Regions from separate parts of the Homo sapiens genome. Here region 1 is linked to region 2. A link is a loop called in an ENCODE intact Hi-C map of the cell type or tissue named here. Cell type or tissue: A673. All regions are shown on one strand. Each heading gives the region's core, and the rest is flanking DNA. Links, peaks and the distances in the headings are about the cores only. Region 1 overlaps NEK6 (NIMA related kinase 6). Region 2 overlaps PSMB7 (proteasome 20S subunit beta 7).

Evidence for each region. A loop is a pair of places that touch in the nucleus more often than their neighbours do. Peaks named below come from ENCODE experiments on the same cell type or tissue, not always from the same donor. Only the 100,000 strongest peaks of a DNase experiment are listed, where the experiment ranks them.
Region 1: a loop joins it to region 2, with 5 times the contacts of the local background. A loop is called at or near these places in 4 of 110 quality-filtered maps.

Annotation. Positions count from the first base shown.
Region 1 is chr9:124,341,837-124,344,742 of GRCh38, reverse strand. The region is part of intron 8 of NEK6 (NIMA related kinase 6); the gene reads right to left. Among named protein-coding and RNA genes, the nearest start is that of PSMB7, 72 kb to the left of the region's middle. RefSeq lists enhancers at 574-1,446, 1,447-2,318. In A673, for the core only: no CTCF peak of the experiment used is centred there; a DNase peak (open chromatin) is centred at 1,562; H3K27ac peaks cover 1,803 bases.
Region 2 is chr9:124,391,974-124,394,879 of GRCh38, reverse strand. All of the region lies in intron 5 of PSMB7 (proteasome 20S subunit beta 7), which reads left to right. Among named protein-coding and RNA genes, the nearest start is that of PSMB7, 22 kb to the left of the region's middle. In A673, for the core only: a CTCF peak has its summit at 1,697 (motif pointing left); DNase peaks (open chromatin) are centred at 1,629 and 2,429; H3K27ac peaks cover 891 bases.

The DNA of each region.
Region 1 (2,906 bases), core at 98-2,597, 50 kb after region 2:
CTGGGACTGGCACTGAATGAGCCAATTCCTCTAGCTCCGTAATTGCAGCTGAGCTCCCACATAGATAAAAATCAGTCCTGCAGAGCGGGCAGCCCGCTGGGCACCTCCATGGGCATCTAGGTAACGAGAACAGAGCCCGGCCTTCCGATATCCCAAGCTCGGGCATTGTTGCTCCCAGCTCCCACCGGGGGCTCCCCACCGCCTGGCCTGCGAGTCATGATTCACTCCATGTTCGGGCCAGCACTCCTGATTCCAGCCTCTTCAAGACACTCCGCTGGGGCCCCACCCGAGGGCCAGGTGCGGGGCTTTGTGGTGGCTCCCACTAGCTGGGGTCAGCGCCAGCAACTCCGGTGGCCACAGGAGGTCCTCGGTAATAGCTGATGCCCAAGTGTGAGAGAGGGTATGGGGGACTCAATGGTGGGCCCCAAAGACATCCATCACCGAATTTTTGGGACTTGTAAATGACACTTTATAGGGCAAATGGGATTTTGCAGCTGTGATGAAATGTTGGCTCCTGAGATGGGGGCATTATCCAGGTGGGCCCCAACGTACCCACAAGAGCCCTCATGACAGGGAGCCCGAGAGAGAAGGGCACAGAAGAGGGGAAGACGCCAGGCTGACGCACACCAGAGGCTGTGGTGACACAAGGCGGGGACCGAGGACCGCGGGTGGCCTCTCCATTTTCCATGGAAAACATAAGGAAACAGATTCGCCCCCAGAACGTCCAGAAGGCACCTGCCCGCTGACACCTTGACTTAGCCCAGCGAGACTGATTTTGGACATCTGGCCTCCAGAATCCTCGAGATCTAAGAGAGTAAACTTATGTTGCTTGAAGCCATCGGCGTGGTGGCATCTGTCACTGCAGCCACAGGGATGAGCACAGGGGCTTTTGAGCCTTCCGGGCTGTGCTGGGGCTTGGGGAAGGGCAGGTTTTCTCCGGCTGTGTCTGTCACCAGGGCCCAGGTGACCTGGGTATGTGCCCTGTGCAGGATCCTCAGCTGTTGTCCAGAGAGGGCAGGGGGCTTTGTCACAGCTCTTCAGGCTGGTGCCCCTGGAAGACACCACAGGCTGTGGGGCGGGAGGCTCCGGGCGTGACTGCGGGAGGCCTCTTTCCAATTACATGGCCGTGGGCTCAGATGTGGCTCTCCTCCCTGTCTGCTGGGGAAACGCCTGCTTCACCTTCCCCTTTAGGGACTGCAGGAGTGGGGAGGGGGTCACTTGGCACAGAGCCCCTGCCCCGTTACCCTTGGATGGGCCGGCTATGGGTGGCCACAGCAGCCTGCTGCTGTGTGAGGCCGGGGCTGCTAGGGTTAGGTCAGCGCCTGATGTCCCTGAGGACGCTAATCCCCTCAGGGCTTGACTGCTGTGTTTCATTCACTTCCTACTGCTGACTGGTATCCACCCCTGGCTGTGATCTGTCCCCCCACACCACCCCTCGCTGCGATCGGTACCTCCCCAGCTGCGATCCATCCCCCGTACCACCCCCCGGCTGCGATCCGTCCCCTCACCGCCCCCCGGCTGTGGTCCAGCCCCCCCAGCTGCGAGCCGCACAGCCCCACTCACTCCAACAAATGAGTCAGCTCGGCGTAACCCGAGCCTCAATGCCAGGGAGTCACGAAGGCGGGACTGCCTTGTGAGATGCACATTTAGGTGCCCACAAATGAGGACTCGGAGGAGGACTGCCCGAGCCAGAATTCAGTGAGGCCTGGCACAGGATGGGCTGTGCCTGCCTCTGCAGAGCCGAGACAAAGACTGAGGCAGGGAACGGGGCTGGGAACCACAGGGCCGGTTCTCAAGTGGAGGGCCTGGCACAGGCAGAGGGAGCCAGCTGCTGGCCTCCCGGCCCCAGCCCCAGGGAAGTGGGCACAGCTCTGTCAGCCTGGCCAGCCTGTGTGTGTGTTCATATGCTGTGTGTGTGTTTATGTGTGGAGAGCCCATGGTTCATGGGAGACAGGAAGCAGCTTACAAAAACACAAAGCAGAATGGAAAAAGAAACGAAAAGCCATCTGACCCAGGGACAAGACACATGAGGAAAGGAGGACAAAGTGGAGCCTCCTCGGAGACTGAGGCTGGGCTGCACTTTGGCTTCCCGCTGGCCAAAGCAAAAAGGGAAATGTGGCAAGCTGCAGGAGCCTCGTGCCGGAGGCGGGCAGAAGTGCCCGTGCTTGGCCTGCAGCTGGTGGACAGGCCCGAGGGCCTTCTCTGACTCGGGCACCTCACCCCTAGGGCCTCATTCCTTCCTCACTATGACAAGGTGGGCTGGCCACTCATTCTACATATGGGACACCTGAGGCCCACCCGGGAGGGGCTGACTTGCCTGGATCCTTCCGTGGGTGGGCCCTGGAGCTGGGATTTGGATGAAAGTGAGTTGGTAAGTGAGCTGCCTACACACAGACACGTGCTCTAATTCAAAATTGTGCTCCCCGACCATCCACTATGCTGCGGGCATTAGCCTGGGCCTTGGGAGACCTAGAACGCCTGTCTCTTCCCCTCAGGATCTGACACCGGGTGAACGATGCCCACTTACAGGTGGGTTTGCATCCCCTCCTCAGACCTTAGGGCAAGTGGGGGCAGGGCGGTGACGCTGGAGCCCTGAGCCCAGGGACAGCCGGGTTAGCAGGTGACATGGGCGTGACTCTACTGCTAGCCTCAGCGACCTTGGTGGCCAGAGTGGCCACCTGCCTGGATTTAGAGGAGTCCTGGAGAGACTGGAACTCACGACTCCTCCTGGGGGACACACACCAGCAGCACAGTGGCTCTGCGCCACTCAACAACTCTCCACACCCGGGGCTTTCCCCACCTGGATTTAACGTCTTCTCCGCAAAATAACAGGCACGCACCCTCCCCGGGGCTGTTCGGAATGTGCAGGCACACAGGGCCCTACACCAGCAGGTTTCCTCCTGTCT
Region 2 (2,906 bases), core at 139-2,638:
AAAACAGCTGGGAACCAAAAGCCCGTGAAAGTTGAATGAATGCATCTTGTTTCTTGGTTGCTGCAAAGGTGGTACTAAGCCAATAGATGGTGCCGTGATATCAGGAAATGAGAAAATACTTACTTCTAAAATTCATATTGTTACAGGAAATGTAATATAGTCAGCCCTTGCCAGTTCTTAATTTATTCTAATTAGATTGGATTTTGTTCTTGATTCTGTGTAAAAAAATATTAAACACCTTTTATAGACAAAATGGTGAGGTATTGAATTAATGTATGGGTGCTCTTCCTCCTTTTTTCCCTGCTCTGACATTTTACCACAAAGTCTCCTGATTTGAATTGTCCTCAGCCTACAACCAAGTAAAAGCCCTTGCCAGAGCACTTTTCAGAACAGTTAAAGGAAATGCTCAGTTTAAAGTTCTTTGCTTTAAACCCCACTGAGAGAGAGTGAGGTTAACCAGCTCATCTTTATCTGCTCTTGTTTCAGAATTGGACCAGAGTCGCCCCTGCTAAAGGAAAGTGCCTTTATATGCTTATGACCTAGTGCTTGATGCCTTTTACTTCCTCATTGGTCAGACTACGTGGAAAGTCATCTTAGCCATCAGAAGGCTTTTCACTGTGTAGTTCACAGAATGAGGGATTTGCTGTTAACCAGATCTGAGTTCATGTACCCATGCTGCCATTCCTGGCTGCATGACTTTGGGTAGCCTCCTTCCTTTCTGTGAACTTTAGCTTCTTCCATCCATACAATGAAAATAATACTGTCTAGTCCATCAATTAAAGTGGAATGCCCTGAAGTTTGGGAAGTTATTTTGAAATATGGACCTGAGTAAAGGGGACCTTTAAGAGACTTGCCAGCTCCCACTGCCCTGCGTTCCTGCGGCAGCAGGGCAGGGTGTATGCCTTGCACTCAGCTTCGGTTTCCCGGTGTGGCCTCGTGGTGCAGGGGACTGATTAAGATAGGTGCATTTTAGGGTCATTTTCGTCCTCCATTTTGTCCTCTAAACAGGGGTAGGTGACACCTATGTTTTAAGGAAAAAATGTTCTCTCTCCATATCTTGTGACATTTCATTAAAATGCATTAATGAAATAAAACCTCTCACATTTTAGGCCCTGATGCCGTGATTGTTAGTCTTTTCTGAAGAATAAGTGTTTATAACCTGTCAGGTCAATGAGATGTTGCAGTTGCAATTATAAGAAAAATCCCTTTTCCCTTCAAGTGGTGTTTTAAATTATTAGGGTAAAATGTAACTCCTCTTTGACTATATTACATTTAGAAAAGGAACTCCGTTTTTTGAGGAATTAGCTTTTGAGTGAAATTGTTGGATGCCTTACAAATATTTTTAGCAAATTAAATGGAATACTTTTTTAAATTCATTGGGAATAAAAGGTAGACTTTGACATTGAGGTACATTTGCTGATGAAAAGGAAGCATTCTTCTCCCTCATGAGGGGTTTAAATGTAATACTCAGTGCTTACTCAGGAGTGAAAACATCAAATTAAACTGTTTATGCTGACAAAGGACAAATCTGGATTTCAGCAAGCGATGCAAGATTGTCTGATTGCTTGGCTTGCCTCGCCGGGAAGCTTTTGGCCAGGACTTATAATGAAATGCATGCATACAATTAAACCATTTAAAGCCTGCGTCTGTTTTACCGAGCAGTGAGAGGTGCTCCACTGCTCTCTAGTGGCTGGATATGGTCCCCTGGTGCCCGCCTTATTTTATATTCATCAATCAGCTCTGCACACATTGGCATTGTTGGCCTCCAGAGCAAGCACCAGTACTAGGAGATGAGGCCTTGGAGGCAGGAATGGAGTGAAAAATGATCCCAGTCTGTGGGTCTGTGGAAAGCACCAAATTTTACCCAGGATGAGTGGCCAGTTGACTAACAATGAGCAAGTGTGAGTAAGCGCTCTGTCAGGGAGAGCTGACACTGATGGATTAGAAAGTCCTGTGTGTGACTCTGTTATCGCCGCATACATCTTACACCTTGGCAGGCCATGGTGGCAAACAGGTCCTTGGCTGCTTAAAATGGACCGCTCTTTAGCAGAAGGAGCAGCTTTTTTTCCTGAGACGATCTGGTTAAATTGATTTGGGGAAAAGCAGTAGAAATCCATTTCCTGCTGCCTCTCATAACTTCATGACTTTGAGAAAGAAATTCTGAAGACCTCTATTTCCATGAAAGCTGCCAACCCTGGGACTTGCTGAGAGTGATTGTATAAAATAGCTGCCTGGAGGACCAGGAGCTTGTCGGAGAGGAATTTCATCAGCCAGCTTTTCTTGAACTTTTAGTGTCCCCAGCATTTTGCTTTACACGTGCCATCTTGTGTAACCCTCAGAGCCACCCTTTGAGGAAGGCACCTCCTGTCCCCTGCCCTCTTGTGCGGGGAAGGAACCTAGTTCAGTAGGGCTGCTGTGCCCCTCGGTTTCCGGTTGCATCATTCACGCTGTGCTTGATGCAGTTGCTTGTGCCTCCTGGAGCAACTTTGGCAGCTTTGCAGAGCTCGGAGTGATATGCCCAGCTAGGGAGCGCCAGAGCCGGGCCACCTCTTGTGCCTCTTGGTGTTCCCAGAGCCTGCTGCTCCTGCGTGGGCACCTGGGAATGGGTTGTTTGAAGAAAGAGTGGGAAGTTGCCCTTCTGAAGGGTGCATGAGCTTGAGAACCCATGCTTCAGAATAGGACCTAGGTTTAAAGCTTGGCTCCGCTTCTCATTGACTCTTGCCATGGGCAAACTATTTGGAACCAGTTGAGTCTCAATTTCCTTGTCTGTAAAAGGGCCAAATACTCCCAGTACTTGAGTTCAGGGTCCAGGACCTAAGACCGTCAATGAATGTTTTCCCCTTCCCCAGTTTGAGAGTTAGTGAGCACCTTATTAGAAAAAGCAAATTTCTACCTTTCAGGTCCTT